2 separate regions of the Homo sapiens genome follow, and region 1 is linked to region 2. A link is an interaction called in ENCODE POLR2A ChIA-PET data of the cell type or tissue named here. Cell type or tissue: Caco-2. All regions are shown on one strand. Each heading gives the region's core, and the rest is flanking DNA. Links, peaks and the distances in the headings are about the cores only.

Region 1 (8,326 bases), core at 186-8,185, 82 kb after region 2:
CCTCAGCCTCCCAAGTAGCTGGGACCACAGGCATGTGCCACCATGCCCAGCCAATTTTTTTTTTCTTTGAGATGAAGTCTCGCTCTGTTGCCCAGGCTGGAGTGCAATGGCGCAATCTCAACTCACTGCAATCTCTGCCTCCCAGGTTCAAGCGATTCCCCTGCCTCAGTATCCCAAGAAGCTGGGATTACAGGCATGTGCCACCATGCCCGGCTAATTTTTTTCACATTTTTAGTAGAGACGGGGTTTCACCATGTTGGCCAGGCTGGTCTTGAACTCCTGAACTCAGGTGATCCGCCCGCCTTGGCCTCCCAAAGTGCTGGGATTACAGGCGTGAGCCACCGTGCCTGGCCCCAACCAAATTTTTAATTTTTGGTAGAGATAGGATCTCACTATGTTGCCCAAGCTGATCTCAAACTCCTGGGCTCAAGCGATTCTCCCACCTCAGCCTCCCAAAGTGCTGGGATTATAGCTGTGAGCCACCAGAACTGGCCTGGTTTCCTTTAATACTTGTGGGTTTATTTTAATGGTTATGGGGGAAAACACAGCTAGTGCACTAAATCTGTGATTTTTTATTTATTTATTTTTTTGAGATGACATCTCCCTCTGTCACCCAGGCTGGAGTGCATAGCACAGTCTCGGCTCACTGCAACTTCTGCCTCCTTGTTTCAAGCGATTCCCCTGCCTCGGCCCCCAAGTAGCTGGGACTACATGCGCCTGCCACCATGCCCAGCTAATTTTTGTATTTTTAGTAGAGAGGAAGGTTTCACCATGTTGGCCAGGCTGATCTCGAACTTCTCACCTCAGGTGATCCACCCATCTTGGCCTCCCCAAGTGCTGGGATTACAGGTGTGAGACACCGTGCCTGGCCCTAAATCTGTGATTTTGTGGCTATTTTTGGATGAAGTCCATTTTGACAAAACCGTTAAGTGTACAATAAATTGGGTGGTGGGAAGAAATTGTAAAAAAAAAAATATATATATATATATAATATATATTTTTATTTTTAAATACTTTCCATAGTATTATATATCCATATATATATATACGTATATATGAAGGTTATGAGCGAGTGGATGAAGTTTGGGTGTTGGTGATGGAGCACTGGTGAAAAGTTTTAGGCAGGGGGTGACCAGGCTGGTGTGCATTTTAGGAGGGGCGTTTGTTTTGCAGCTGTGCACAGAACAGATTGGAGAAAGGTGAGTGGGGAGGCAGTGGAACGGGCCAAAAAGGAACAGGTGGATCTGGGAGGTGTTAAATAGGTAAAATCAACAAAATGAGAGGCCTGATTAGGGGTGTGTGTGTGTGTGTGTGTGTGTGTGTGTGTGTGTTGGGGGTGGGGATGGCAGGGAGTTGGGAGGGAAGTGATGGTACCTTCCCTGGAAGATTTTTAAGGAATGATACAACTAGTGCATTTGGAGCAGGAATGTGAGATACCACATGATAGATATTCCTGCCTCCTGTCCCCAGTCTCCCAACCTTACCTCTTCCTTTTTTTATTTTTTATTTTCATTTTTTGAGACAGAGTCTTGCTTTGTTACCCAGGCTGGAGCGCAGTGGCACTATCTCGGCTCACTGCAACCTCCAGCTCCTGGGTTCAAGTGATTCTCCTGCCTCAGCCTCCCCAGTAGCTGGGATTACAGGTGCACACCATCACACCTGGCTAATTTTTTTTATTTTTAGTAGAGACGGGGTTTCACCATGTTGGCCAGGCTGGTCTCGAACTCCTGACCTCAGGTGATCTGCCCACTTCGGCCTCCCAAAGTGCTGGGATTACAGGTGTGAGCCATCATGTCTGGCCTGGTCATGGACTCTTATTGGCCGCCTTCCCTTCCTCTTGTCAGAGCAATTAGGCAGGACAAAGAAATAAAAGGCATCCAAATCAGAAAGGAAGAAGTTAAGGCCAGGCATGGTGGCTCACGCCTGAAATCCCAGTCACCATGCCCGGCCCACCTCTTCCTTTTGCCTTCCAGAAACTCAGCCACATCCCACTGTTCACCTGGCTCTCCTGCCCCTGGTCTTCCCTTGGCCTGGAACCCCCTGCTTCCTTTTCCACCTGGGAACTCCTACCTGTCCTGTTCTGAAGCTTCTCAGATCCCCCACGCAGAGCCCTTTCAACCTGGTAGTTACCTGGCAATAGCAATGATTACCCCTTACTAACTGGTCCTTATCCATATTTACTGTAGGCTGGGAGCTGTGCCTGGACCATGAGGGACAGTCATTCAGTCACTCTTTGTGATACCCAGAGGAGGGACAAGGACTTGTCTCAATTTCCCAATGACAAAGCCAAGGCTGGGGTAGGGCCAGGATCGGAATCCAGGACTAATCGCCTCCAAAACGTATGTCCTCAACGAGTCTGATTCCTAAATCTTATGCTATATTGTAATTATTATTGTTATTCCTTTGAGACAGAGTCTCACTCTGTCTCCCAGGCTGGAGTACAGTGGCGTGATCATAGCTCACTGCAGCCTCGACCTCCTGGGCTTGAGTGATCCTCCCACCTCAGCCTCCTGAGTAGCTGGGACTACAGACATGTGTGCCTGCACCTGGTTATTTTTTATTTTTTTATTTTTATTTTTTAGATGGAGTCTCTTTCTGTCACCCAGGTTGGAGTGCAGTGGTGCGATCCCAGCTCACTGCAACCTCTGCCTCCCGCGTTCAAGCAATTATCCTGCCTCAGCCTCCTGAGTAGCTGAGATTACAGGTGCCCACCACTACACCCGGCTAATTTTTGTATTTTCATTAGAGATGGGGTTTCACCGTGTTGGCCAGGCTGGTCTCGTACTCTGGTTCACACTTGTAATCTCAGCACTTTGGGAGGCCAAGGCGGGCGGATCGCTTGGGGTCAGGAGTGCACCTGGCTAATTTTAAACATTTTTTGTAGAGACGTGGTCTTACCATGTTGCTCAGGCTGGCCTTGAACTTCTGGGCTCAAGTGACCCTCCCAAAGTGCTGAGATTACAGGCATGAACCACTATACTTGGGCTCTAATTATTTCTGTGTTGGTTTTTCCAGTGGACTCTGAGATCTTATAACATGAAGTCTGAAACACGTCCTTCACTGGATCCCAGAATGCCTTGGCCGAATGGAGCTCCCTCATCTGAGACTTCAATTTCCTACCTGGAGATCTGCCACAGGGTGCTTGCTTACCTCCCTTGGTGGGGCTCTCACTGTCATCCAAGGTGATCAGATCTGTCTCTGGACAGCTTTACCTGCTTCCTTCTCCTTAGGCCTTTAACATCTAAGAGGCAGCTGTGACACAGATGTACAAAAAGATCCTCTCAGCTGGGCATGGTGGCTCACACATGTAATCCCAGCACTTTGGGAGGCCAAGGCAGGTGGATCACCTGTGGTCGGGAGTTTTGAGATCACCCTGGCCAACATGGTGAAACCCCATCTCTAGTAAATATGCAAAAAATTAGCTGGGCATGATGGTGGGTGCCTGTAATCCCAGTTACTCAGGAGGCTGAGGCAGGAGAATCGCTTGAACCTGGGAGGCAGAGGTTGCAGTGAGCCGAGATTGCACCACTGCACTCCAGCCTGGGCAACAGAGCAAGACTCTGTCTCCCTTCCCTCTGCACCCACCCCCCACCAGAAAAAAAGAAAAAAAAGATCCTCTTGGCCTCTTTGATCTGCAGCATCCCCGTTTACCATCCATGCTAGGCTGGCTGGTTGGCAGTGCCCTGGGCTTCAGCTGCTATATGTGCCTCCTGTTCCCGTCCCTGTTGAGCTGTTGAAAGCCCTCCCATCTGGAGATGAAAGGGTAAGGCACTCCATAGCTGCCACCTGTTTTCCTCCCCAGCCCCGTCTGGGACCACACCCTTTCCAGGGCAGAAGTCTGTCCGTGTGGACAGAAGTCTGTCTGACAATGGGCTCACTGTGCTCTTCTGATGGGGACCACCACCCACCCTGCACATGGGCCCCCATCAGGGCCTGCCTGTTGCCACAAAGCCAACCTCTCAGAAGTCCTTGTAAACCTTGGACTCCTGAATTTCCCAGCCAAGCCAGGCGAGATGCAGGGGAGGCGCCCTTCCCTCCCCAGGTGCCCCTCCTCTCGTCCCATTCTTCCTGCCATCCCAGATCTGGTGAGTCAGAGGAAATCATTTCTGCTCTGCACTTGGCACCAAGGCTGTCACCCTGTTACCTCCGGGTAAGTGGCTCCCCTGTGCCCAGTATTCTGGGACTTTGTGTGTGTGTGTTTGGTATCGAGGAAGCAGGATATCCCAGGAAGCAGTGACACCCCCAGTCTGCATGCCTGAGTCTAGCCCCTTGCACTCCCCACCACAGTGCCCATTCATCCTGGCACCCCACTGCCCTCTCCCCCCTGCATCACACCCCAGATGTCTACCCGCTTCCTTTAGGAGGCTGGGACAAGAATGCAAGAAAGAATTGATGGAGGCTGTGCAAAGCTGGTGGCCGTGAGAGTCTAAAGTAAGGGGTGGATCGGAGAGCAGCTCGGAAAGTGAACTCGGTGTGGTGGCATTGGTGCCACTCAGCGGAGCATGCTGCCTGGCACCATGACAAGGGCATAGGTTCCTTCCCAGGAAGATGTAGGACGAGTTCTGCCCCATCGTGGCTTAGGAGTCTTGAGCAAGTCATTTAACTCTCTAAACCTCAGTTTTCTTTTCTTTTTTTTCTTTTTGGAGATTGAGTCTTGCTCTGTCACCCAGGCTGAAGTGCAGTGGCACAATCTCGGCTCACTGCAACCTCCGCCTCCTGGATTCAAGCAATTCTCATGCCTCAACCTCCTGAGTAGCTGGGATTACAGGCACCTGCCACCACGCCTGGCTAAATTTTGTATTTTTAGTAGAGATGGGTTTCACCATGTTGGCCAGGCTGGTCTCGAACTGACCCCTGGTGATCCACCGCCTAGGCCACCCAAAGTGCTGGGATCACAGGCGTGAGTCACCATGCCCAGCCTGAACCTCAGTTTCCTTACTGGTGACATGGGGACAATAAGAGGATAAGATGAGTTCAGAGGAGCCATGTAGGGCTTTAGGGGAACAGCTGAAGGGATGCTGGTCTGGTGGCGTTTCATGGAGTCCCTCACTGAAGCTTGAGGCCTACTCCCTCCACCATCCTGGGAGGTGCACAGTCACACACCCATCTTTTAGTAAATGAATTAAGCTTCACAGAGGCTAAACACCTTGCCTGGGCCACCAAGTGAGCATATGGTTGGGACGAGGCTCAAACCCAGGAGTGTCTACCTCTAGGGCCATGCCCTCCCCATGGTACTACACTGTGTCTTGAGCTGGGTGGGGCAGTTGAGGCTGTCTAATCTCCCTGGGCTTCCAGTTCCCAGCCACAAAGTGTCGGGACAGGTGAGACTCCAAAGGTTCTTCTTGTTCTGATTTTTTTTCTTTTTTTTTTGAGATGGAGTCTGGCTCTGTCACCCAGGCTAGAGTGCAATGGTGCGATCTTGGCTCACCGCAATCTCTGCCTCCCGGGTTTAAGCTATTCTCCTGCCTCAGCCTCCGGAGTAGCTGGGATTACAGGCTTGTGCCACCACACCTGGCTAATTTTGTTTTCTTTTTTTTTTTTTTTGAGACGGAGTCTCGCTCTGTCGCCCAGGCTGGAGTGCAGTGGCGGGATCTCGGCTCACTGCAAGCTCCGCCTCCCGGGTTCACGCCATTCTCCTGCCTCAGCCTCCCAAGTAGCTGGGACTACAGGCGCCCGCCACTACGCCCGGCTAATTTTTTGTATTTTTAGTAGAGACGGGGTTTCTCCATGTTGATCAGGCTGGTCTCAAACTCCTGACCTCAGGTGATCCACCCGCCTTGGCCTCCCAAAGTGTTGGGATTACAGCCTTGAGCCCCTCCCTTGTTCTGATAATTTATTGGACATCCAGACCTCTCCCTACCTGCCCTGCCTGCCTCGGGCATCTACCAGAACCCCTGGAAGCCCCACAGCCCCTGCAGACTGTTTTTATCCATGAATGGTCCCCCCAACACATGCACTCAAGTTTGAAACCCAAGTGTTATCCTAGACAATCCTTCCTTTTCCTCAACCATATGGCATCAGAGCTCAGCAAATGGAATCCTGAGTAATCCTCAAATCCATCCTCTTTTTTCCATCCTAACTTCCTCCACCTCTCCATCCTAGATTCCCTACCACAGGCTTCCCACCAGTTCTGCCACATGACTTACTGCAGCCAGAGTGATTTCTTTAAGGCTCCAACCTGGCCAAGTCACCCCTCTGCTTTGACTTCATCTCTGTGGCTTCCAGGGCTTGAAATACCCTTCTCTGCCCAGTTTCCTCCCTGTCAAGCCCAACTCCCCTTGGTCAGCCTAACTCAGCACAAGGGGCACCTCCTTCAGGAAGTTTTCTATGACTTCTGCTCTCCACTGTGGCCTCGGTAGACCTCCTCCATCTGGACACTTATCACCTGTGTCATAATTGCCTCTGTCTCTCAAGGCTAGTGTGAGAGTTCCCCAAGGCAACACCTGTATATAGTTTTTCTTGGTATGCCTGGGATGGGGCACCTGGTATATAGCAGGGTTCGATGAGGGATGGATGGATGGATGGATGGATGGATGGATGGATGGATGAATTGATGGATAGATGGATGGATTAATGAATGGATGGATGGATAGATGAGTGGATGGATAGATAGATGGGTGGAGGGATGGATGGATGGATGGATGGATGGATGGATTAGTGAATGGATGGATGGATAGATGAGTAGATGGGTGGGTGAATGGATGGATGGGTGGAGGGGTGGATGCATGGGTGGGTAGGTGGATGGGTGGATGGGTAGATGGATGAAGGGTGGATGGATGAATAAGTGGATGGATGGATGGATGATGGATAGATGGGTGGATGAGTGGGTAGATGGGTGGGTGGGTGGGTGGATGGATGGATGGATGGATGAGTGAGTAGATGAATTAATGGGTAGGTGGATGGATGGATACCTGAAACACCTCCCTTGGGGCTGAGTTCCTCTAGCTTAAGGGTCTGGTTCCTGCTAGATGGTGAAGACTTGCATGTGCACTGCCAGGCGAGGTGGCTCATGCCTGTTATCCCAGCACTTTGGGAGGCCAAGGCTGGCAGATCACCTGAGGCCAGGAGTTCGAGACCAGTCTGGCCAACATGGTGGAACCCCGCCTCCACTAAAAGTACAAAAAAATTAGCTGGGTGTGGTGGCGTGCGCCTGTAATCCCAGCTACTCGGGAGGCAGAGGCAGGAGAATTGCCTGAACCAGGGAGTTGGAGGTTGCAGTGAGCCGAGATTGTGCTGTTGCCTGGACGACAAAGCAAGATTCCATCTCAAAAAAAGAAGGAGAAGGAGAAGGAGAAGGAGAAGGAGAAGGAGAAGGAGAAGGAGGAGGAGGAGGAGGAGGAGAAGAAGAAGAAGAAGAAGAAGAAGGAAGAAGAAGAAGAAGAGGAAGAAGAAGAAGAAGAAGAAGAAGAAGAAGAAGAAGAAGAAGAAGAAGAAGAAGAAGAAGAAGAAGAAGTAGTTTACTAAAAGCCCTTACATCCGTAACTTTCTAGGATTCTAGAATCACATGAGATCATGGGTAAAAAGTGGCCTCATCCTCCCCGCCCCCACCATTTCATAGATGAGGAAATCAAAGCTTGGGAGGAGTGAGCAAGTTGCCCAGGCTCATACAGCCAGTTTTTAGCAGGTCAGGGACTAAAATATGTCACTACACCATAGCTGCCCATCTTGGGCCTATGGTTTGACCTAAAATTCAGTTCAGACCTTAGTAAGAAGACACAGGATTTTTTTTCTTTCTTTCTTTGTGTGTGTGTGTGGTCTACTTTTACCCTAATTAGGGCCATCAGATCCAGTGCCCCCTTTCTGGGACCCTTCCTCAGGTATTTAAAGTCATTTATCTTCAGAGATGACAGCCCCCTTCTTTTATTTATTTATTGAGAGATGGGGATATGTTATGTTACCCAGGCTAGTCTTGAACTCCTGGGTTCAAGCGATCCTCCTGCTTCAGTCTCCCAAATAGCTGGGACTACAGGCATGCACCCCAGTGTCTGGCTAATTTTTCGTTTATATTTTGTAGAGTTGAGGTTTCACTATGTTGCCTAGGCTGGTCTCGAACACCTGAGCTCAAGCAATCCTCCTGCCTCAGCCTCCCAAAGTACTGGGATTACAGATGTGAGCCACATCGCCCAGCCTATGAATATATATATATATATATATATATATATATATATTTTTTTTTTTTTTTTTTTTTTTTTTTTTTTTTTTTGAGACGGAGTTTCACTCTTGTTGCCCAGTCTGGCGTGCAATGGTGCGATCTCCACTTACCACAACCTCTGCCTCCCAGGTTCAAGAGATTCTTGTGCCTCAGCCTCCCGAGCAGCTGGGATTA
Region 2 (8,326 bases), core at 283-8,282:
GGATCACTTGAGGTCAGCAGTTCAAGACCAGCCTGGCCAACATGGTGAAACTCGGTCTCTACTAAAAATATAAAAATTAGCTGGGTGTGGTGGTGGGTGCCTGTAATCCCAGCTACTTGGGAGGCTGAGGCAGGAGAATCCCTTGAACCCAGGAGGCGGAGGTTGCAGTGAGCCGAGATCACGCCACTGCACTCCAGCCTGGGATATATAGAGAGAATCCATCTCAAATAAATAAATAAATAAATAAATAAAGAGACAGGTTCTCACTATGATGCCCAGGCTGGTCTCAAACTCCTGGGCTCAAGCAATCCTCCTGCCTCAGCCTCCCATAGCACTGGGATTACAGGCATGAGCCACCATGTCCAGCCCTCTGCCTGATATTTTAGATGTTACCTCTGGAGTCCCACTGATGTGAGTTAGGCCATTTAAACCACAGCTCACCTCTGCTGCCCACACCCTTCCAATATTATTTATACACCTAATTTAATTCCTCTGTTAATCACTTTTATAATTTAAGTAGTAGCCTGGGGCCTTTGTTTTTTGATCCATGAACAGTATCTCTTAATATTGTACGATGAAGCTTCCCTTTCCCTTTGCTCTGTCCCTCTAAAACTTTAGCCGTCTGAACCTCTACATTTTCATTATTGAGCTTGATAACATCTATATTCTAAATATGTTTTCTGGCCAGGTAAGGTGGCTCCCAACACTTTGGGAGACCGAGGTGGGAGGATGGCTTGAGGCCAGGAGTTCAAGACCAGCCTGGGCAACACAGCAAGACCCTATCTCTACAAAAAATTTTTTTAAAAATTAGCCAGGCTGGGCCAGGCACGGTGGCTCATGCCTGTAATCCCAGCACTTTGGGAGGCCGAGGCGGGAGGATCACTTGAGGTCAGGAGATTGAGACCATCCTGGCTAACACAGTGAAACCCTGTCTCTACTAAAAATACAAAAAAATTAGCCGGGCTTGGTGTCAGGCACTTGTAGTCCCAGCTACTCGGGAGGCTGAGGCAAGAGAATGGCATGAACCCGGGAGGCAGAGCTTGCAGTGAGCCAAGATTGCCACTGCACTCCAGCCTGGGCTACAGAGCGAGACTCTGTCTCAAAAAAAAAAAAAATTAGCCAGGCTCGGCATGGTGGTTCATGCCTGTAATCCCAGCACTTTGGGAGGCAGAGGTGGGCATATCACCTGAGGTCAGGAGTTCGAGACCAGCTTGGCCAACATGGCAAAACCCTGTCTCTACTAAACAAATACAAAAATTAGCCAGGCGTGGTGGCAGGCGCCTATAATCCCAGCTACTTGGGAGGCTGAGGCAGGAGAATCGCTTCACCCCAGGAGGCGGAGGTTGCAGTCAGCTGAGATCGCGCCACTGCACTCCAGCCTGGGCAACAGAGTGAGACTCCATCTCAAACATAAAATAAATAAAATAAAATAAAAGCAGTGGAGCCGGGCATGGTGGCTCACACGTGTAATCCTAGCACTTTGGGAGACTGAGGCGGGGATTGTTTGAAGCCAGAAGTTTGAAACCAAACTGGGCATCATAGCAAGGCCCCGCCTCTACAAAAAATAAAAAATTAGCCAGGTGTGGTGGCGCGTGCCTGTAGTCCCAGCTACTCAGGAGGCTGAGGTGGGAGGATCGCTTGAGCCTGGAGGCTGAGGCTACAGTGAACTGTGATTGTGCCACTGCACTCCAGCCTGGGCAACAGAGCTCTCGGCCAACCCCATCTTTATGTTTTAAAAAAATAAAAATAAAAGATAAAATGAGAGCAGAGAAACAGGAGGGGGGGTGGCGGTTGCTGTCAAGTGCAAAGCACAGAGAATTGTTGACCCACCTGGCTCTCTTCATTGTCCAAATAACTTCCCCAGACCTTCTTCCGGTCTCCTTGCTGCCCCACACCCCTAGGTCCTCCTAACATGGCCAAAGTTTAACCGTGTTACACAACAGAGCCAAACTCTGTCTCTGAAAAAAAAAAAAAAAAGAAAAGAAAAAAAGAAAAAGTGGATCCCAGATTAGCTTGGCACTGAGAGAAGCTGGATTGGCTTCCACCATAGATGCTAGAGGGGTGTGGTTGATCCTTAGAGGAGGTGCTCCCACTTTCCCAGAACTCCAAATGTCACAGCGGCCTCTGACACCGTGTCTCATGTGTCTCCAGTATCACACCATGACCTTTGGACAGGATGGTTTATTCCCCTTGAGAGGCGTCCATGAGGGTGCAAGGCAAGTGAGTTTGCAGATTTCCTGGGTTGAGATAACCCTACAGGGTCAGGGATGAGAACATCACCAAAGTGTAGAAGCGCAGAATCTCTCTCTGGAGATCAGGGGACAAATTCCAATTAGACGGAACCAAGTGCATGGCCTTGGCCAAGTATCTTTTTTTTTTTTTCTTTGAGACCGAGTCTCGCTCTGTTGCCCAGGCTGGAGTACAGTGGTGCGACCTTGGCTCACTGCAACCTCTGCCTCCTGGGTTCAAGCGATTCTCCTGCCTGCCTCAGCCTCCAAAGTAGCTAGGATTACAGGTGCGTGCCACCATGCCTGGCTAATTTTTTTGTATTTTTAGTAGAGACGGGGTTTCACGATGTTGGCCAGGCTGGTCTTGAACTCCTGACCTTGTGATCCACCCACCTCGGCCTCCCAAAGTGTTAGGATTACAGGCGTGAGCCACTGTGCTCGGCCAACCCCATCTCTATGTTTAAAAAACAATAATAATAAAAGAAAATTAGAGCATTTAATAATAAAAGAAAATGAGAAACAGGAGGGAGGCGGTTGCTGTCAAGTGCAAAGCCAAGAGGATGGTTGACCCGCCTGGCTCTCTTCATTGTCCAAATAACTCCCCCAGACCTTCTTCCTGCCTCCTTGCTGCCCCAAACCCCTGGGTCTTCCTAACACGGCCAAAGAGGCATTTCAAAGAGGCGGCCCTGAACTGAGAAAGCAAACATGGCCTTTAGCTACAGCAGATCAGGTTTCCGGCTAGCTGTGTGGCCATGGATGGGTCCTGGGCACACGGACCCAGGCAGTTGCGTGAGGATTAAATGAGTTGCTGTGTGTGTGACATGGCCTGGTGCACCCAGCGGTTCTCAGAGCCCAGGATGGCTTCTTTCTCCTTCCTACTGCCCGCATACCCGCCCCAGTTTCACTCCATCCTTTGTTCCCCTCTGTTACGCAATCAAAGTTTCAGCTCTTCTGGGTTTGCATGCGGGAGCCAGAGCAAGCTTCTGGGGAAATGAGAGGGTGTTCGGGTGAGAGGGGGCCTCGGAAGCCACGCCCTTTCTCCCCCTCTTCCTCCCCATTCGCGTTCACATGCCAATGGGCCAGAACCTTTGCCCTGTCTCCCCAGTATGACACAAGCCCCAGGATTCTGTGCTCAAAATTGCTTGGCTGCTGCTGGCTGTTGCCAAAGCAACCAGCACCATTGTGCAAGGGCCGATGAAGAGAAGCCTGCCTGGCTTCCACGAACTGTTCAGACAGTGCTGTGGAGGACACCTGCCTGTGCCTCTGAGCAGTCACTTAGCAGAAATGGAAGTTGATGAGAGCTGATCCCTGGCCTCCAGGGGCTGGGAGTCTCCAGGCTGACTCACATCCCAGCCAGTACTGGTTTAGTTCAGTGATTCTCAAACCAGGAGCAGCAGCCTCACCTGGGAACTTGTTAGAAATGTCAAATTAGGCCAGGCATGGTGGCTCAAGCCCGTAATCCCAGCACTTTGGGAAGCCAAGGCAGGTGGATCACTTGAGGTCAGGAGTTCGAGACCAGCCTGGCCAATATGGTGAAACCCCCCACATCTCTACTAAAAATACAAAAATTGTCTGGCATCGTGGAGCATGCCTGTAGTCCCAGTTAACTCGGGAGGCTCAGGCAGGAGAATCGCTTGAACCCAGGAGGCAGAGGTTGCAGTGAGCTGAGATCATGCCACTGCACTCCAGCCTGGGCAACAGAGCGAGACTCTGTCTCAAAAAAAAAAAAAAAAGAAAAAGAAAAGAAATGTCAAATTAAGGCCTGGTGCAGTGGCTCAAGCCTGTAATCCCAGCACTTTGTGAGGCAGGAGTTTGAGACCAGCCTGGAGAACACAGCGAGACCCCATCTCTATAAAAAATTGGCCAGGCAAGATGGCGTGCGCCTGTGGTCCCAGCTACTCAGGAGCTTGAGATGAAAGGATTGCTTGAGCCTGGAAGGTTGAAGCTGCAGTGAACTATGACTGTGTCACTGTACTCCAGCCTGGGTGACAGAGCAAGACCCTGTCTCAAAAAAAGAAAGAAATAAACAAAAACAGGGGTTGTGGCTCATGCCTATAGTCCCAGCACTTTGGGAGGCCAAGGCGGGTGGATCACGAGGTCAGTAGATTGAGACCATCCTGGCTAACACGGTGAAACCTCATCTCTACTAAAAATACAAAAGAATTAGTTGGGCGTGGTGGCAGGCACCTGTAATCCCAGCTACTTGGGAGGCAGAGGCAGGAGAATCGCTTGAACCTGGGAAGCGGAGGTTGTAGCGAGCGGAGATCACGCCACTGTACTTCAGCCTGGGCGACAGAGAAAGAAAAAAAAAAACGAAAGGAGAGAGGGCGGGAAGGAGAGAGAAAAAGGAATGCCAAATTTCAGGCCACTTCCCAAATTGATTGAATCAGAAACTCTGGGGGTGGGGCCCTGCCATCTGTGGCTGAACAAGCCCTCCAGGTGATGCTGATACAGGCTGAAGATTGAGAACCACAAATCTGTTCTTTTCTTTTCCTTCTTTTTTTTTTTTTTTTTTGAGACGGAGTCTCGCTCTGTTGCCCAGGCTGCGGTGCAGTGGCGTGATCTCCGCTCACTGCAAGCTCTGCCTCCTGGGTTCACGCCATTCTCCTGCCTCAGCCTCCTGAGTAGCTGGGACTACAGGCGCCTGCCACCACGCTCAGCTAATTTATTTTTAGTAGAGACAGGGTTTCACCGTGTTAGCCAGGATGGCCCGATCTCCTGACTTCGTGATCCTCCCGCCTTGGCTTCCCAAAGTGCTGGGATTACAGGCGCAAGCCACCGCGCCCAGCCTCTTTTCCTTCTTTTTTTTTCCCTCCTCAAGACAGGCTCTTGCACTGTCACCCAGGCTGAAGTGCAGTGGTGCAATCATAGCTCACTGCAGCCTCGATCTCCTGGGCTTAAGCAAATCCTCCCACTTCAGCCTCCTGAGTAGCTGGGACTACAGGCTCACATCACCTTGGTCAGCTAATTTTTTTGTAAAGACAGCATCTCACTATGTTGCCCAGGCTGGTCTTGAACTCCTGGGCTCAAGTGATCCTCCTGCCTCAGCCTTACGAGTGGCTGGGACTACAGGTGCACACTACCACACCTGGCTAAGTTTTTTATTTTCTGTAGAGACTAGGTCTTGCTCTGTTGCTGAGGCTGGTATCGAAGTCCGAAGTCTAGGGCTTAAGTGATCCTCCTGTCTCGTCCTCCCAAAGTGCTGTGATTACAGGCATAAGCCACCGTGCCTGGCCTAAATCCTAGTCTTGAGATCTCACTGACACGCCAGGTTAATCTCTTTCCATACTTCCTCCCCCACAGACTCTCAGGGTCCCATCTCTTTTTTTTTTTTTTTTTTTTTTTGAGGAGTCTTGCTCTGTTGCCCAGGCTGGAGTGCAGTGGCGCTGTCTCGGCTCACTGCAAGCTCCACCTCCTGGGTTCACGCCATTCTCCTGCCTCAGCCTCCCGAGTTGCTGGGACTACAGGCGCCCGCCACCACGCCTGGCTAATTTTTTGTATTTTTTAGTAGGGACGGGGTTTCACCGTGTTGGCCAGGATGGTCTCGATCTCCTGACCTCGTGATCCACTTGCCTCGGCCTCCCAAAGTGCTGGGATTACAGGCTTGAGCCACCGCGCCCGGCCCTCAGGGTCCCATCTCATACAACATATGCCTGAACTCCCCACTCCTTCCCACATTTTTTTTTTTTTTTTTGAGACAGAGTTTTGCTCTGTTGCCCAGGCTGGAGTGCAGTGGCGCAATCTCAGATCACGGCAACCTCTGCCTCCCAGGATCAAGTAATTCTCCTGCCTCAGTCTTCTGAGTAGCTGGGATTATAGGCGCATGCCACTGTGCCCGGCTAATTTTTATATTTTTAGTAGAGACGGAGTTTTGCCATGTTAGCCAGGTTGGTCTTGAAATCCTGACCTCAGGTGATCCGCCCACCTCAGCTTCCCAAAGTGCTGGGATTACAGGTGTGAGCCACCGTGCCCAGCCCCTTTCCACAGTTTGGAATCTCCTCTTCAGCAACTAATAACTTCCAGACTGTTTTTGCACATGCCCCGTGACTAGGAGCTGCGGACCTATTCAGGCAGCGCATCAGCTTATGAAATCTCCAACTGGTTTAGGTTTCCCTTTGAGTGAGCTGAAATATATCCTCAGGTAAATCCACATTTTATAACACGTGTCTAATCCCCTGTAACAGAGATTACAGGATTATTTTATTTATTTTTGAGATGGAGTCTCACTCTGTTGCCCAGGCTAGAGTGTAGTGGCGAGATCTCAGCTTGCTGCAACTTCTGCCTCCCAGGTTCAAGTGATTCTCCTGCCTCAGCCTCCTGAGTAGCTACGTTACAGGCGTGTGCCATCATAGCTGGCTAATTTTTATATTTTCAGGAGAGATGGGGTTTCTGCATGTTGGCCAAACCGGTCTCGAACTCCTGACCTCAGGTGATCTGCCCACTTTGGCCTCCCAAAGTGCTGGGATTACAGGAGTGAGCCACAGTGCCTGGCCACAGGATTTTTAAAGTAAGAGAGAAAGGAGGGATATCTATGGATTTTTAAAGTATGAGAGGAAGGAGGAATATCTATGCTATTCATTTCCCCTGAATCTACCACCTCTCCTCTGCAGGTAGACAAAGCAGGTAGGCCAGGTGCAATGGCTGTGCCTGTAATCCTAGCACTTTGGGAGGATGATGAGGGAGGATCGCTTGAGGCCAGGAGTTCGAGACCAGCTTGGGCAACAAGGCAGATTCCCATCTCTACAGATAATTAAAAAAAAAAAAAATTTAAAGGCCAGGCACAGTGGCTCATGCCTGCAATCCCAACACTTTGGGAGGCAGAGGTGGGAGGATCACTTGAGGTCAGGAGTTCAAGACCAGCCTGGGCAACATAGCGAGACCCCGTGTGTACAAAACTTTTTTTTTTTTTTTAATTAGCTGGGCTTGGTGGCACATGCCTGTAGTCCCAGCTATTCAGGAGGCTGAGGTGGGAGGATTGCTTGAGACCAGGAGGTTGAAGCTGCAGTGGGCTATGATAACACCACTGCACTCCAGCCTGGGTGACAGAGCAAGGCCCTATTTCTTAAAAAAAAAAAAAAGATGAATTTTTGGAGTCTGGGTATAGGAGGAAAGGGTAGGTTGATGGACAGTAACTAAGACAAGGGGAGAGAGATGGGCATTCCAGCTTAACACTGCATGTGGACGATCTCCAAAAAAGCCTGCTGGGAGAATCAGTGAGCCCAGCTGGCCAGAGGATTTGCTCTCTATCAAAAGATAATGCAGTGAGCTAGATGTGGTGGTTCACGCCTGTAATCCCAGAACTTTGGGAGGCCAAGGTGGGCAGATCACCTGAGGTCAGGAGTTCGAGACCAGCCTGGCCAATATGGTGAAACCTCATCTCTACCAAAAATACAAAAGATTAGCCGGGCGTGGTGGTGGGTGCCTGTAATCCCAACTACTAAGGAGGCTGAGGCAGGAGAATCGCTTGAACCATGAGGCGGAGGTTATAATGAGCCAAGATCGCACCACTGCACTCCAGCCTGGGCGACAGAGCAAGACTCTGTCTCAAAAAATAAAAAAATTAATAATTAATTTTAAAATGCTATCTACAGTGCATGCTTTTTGCAAGCAGTTGCAGGGTTGCAGTCCCCTGTGCAGCCCACTGCCATTGGACTCTGTTGCCACATGGAAGCCCCCAGTAAAACCCCATGTCTCATCTGCTGGCTCTGGGGCTGTTCTTCAGCCTCTTGAACCTGGTGCCATCCCCACTGGAGCTAATATAGGTTCAGCACAACATAATATGGATTCAGAGAGACTATTTGTTTTTTTTTTTCTGAAATAGAGTCTTGCTCTTTCACCCAGGCTGGAGTGCAGTGGCAGGATCTCAGCTCACTGCAACCTCTGCCCCCACAGTTCAAGCATTTCTCCTGCCTCAGCCTCCCAAGTAGCTGGGATTACAGGTGCCCACCACCACGCCTGGCTAATTTTTTGGGTTTTTTTTCTTTTCTTTTTTTTTTTTTTTAGTAGAGACAGGGTTTCACCATGTTTGCCAGGCTGGCCTCGAACTCCTGACCTCAGGTGATCCACTTGCCTCAGCCTCCCGAGATGTCATCCCGAGA

Evidence for each region. Peaks named below come from ENCODE experiments on the same cell type or tissue, not always from the same donor. Only the 100,000 strongest peaks of a DNase experiment are listed, where the experiment ranks them.
Region 1: POLR2A ChIA-PET joins it to region 2 with 13 read pairs; 6 of 35 experiments call an interaction of 5 or more read pairs at or near these places.

What each region holds. Positions count from the first base shown.
Region 1 is chr7:75,819,146-75,827,471 of GRCh38, reverse strand. It overlaps a transcript of CCL24 not described here. Among named protein-coding and RNA genes, the nearest start is that of CCL24, 9.5 kb to the right of the region's middle. RefSeq lists an enhancer at 3,401-3,901. In Caco-2, for the core only: no CTCF peak of the experiment used is centred there; no DNase peak of the experiment used is centred there; H3K27me3 peaks cover 150 bases.
Region 2 is chr7:75,901,136-75,909,461 of GRCh38, reverse strand. No RefSeq gene overlaps it. Among named protein-coding and RNA genes, the nearest start is that of POR, 9.9 kb to the left of the region's middle. RefSeq lists an enhancer at 2,553-3,123. In Caco-2, for the core only: no CTCF peak of the experiment used is centred there; DNase peaks (open chromatin) are centred at 2,121 and 3,361.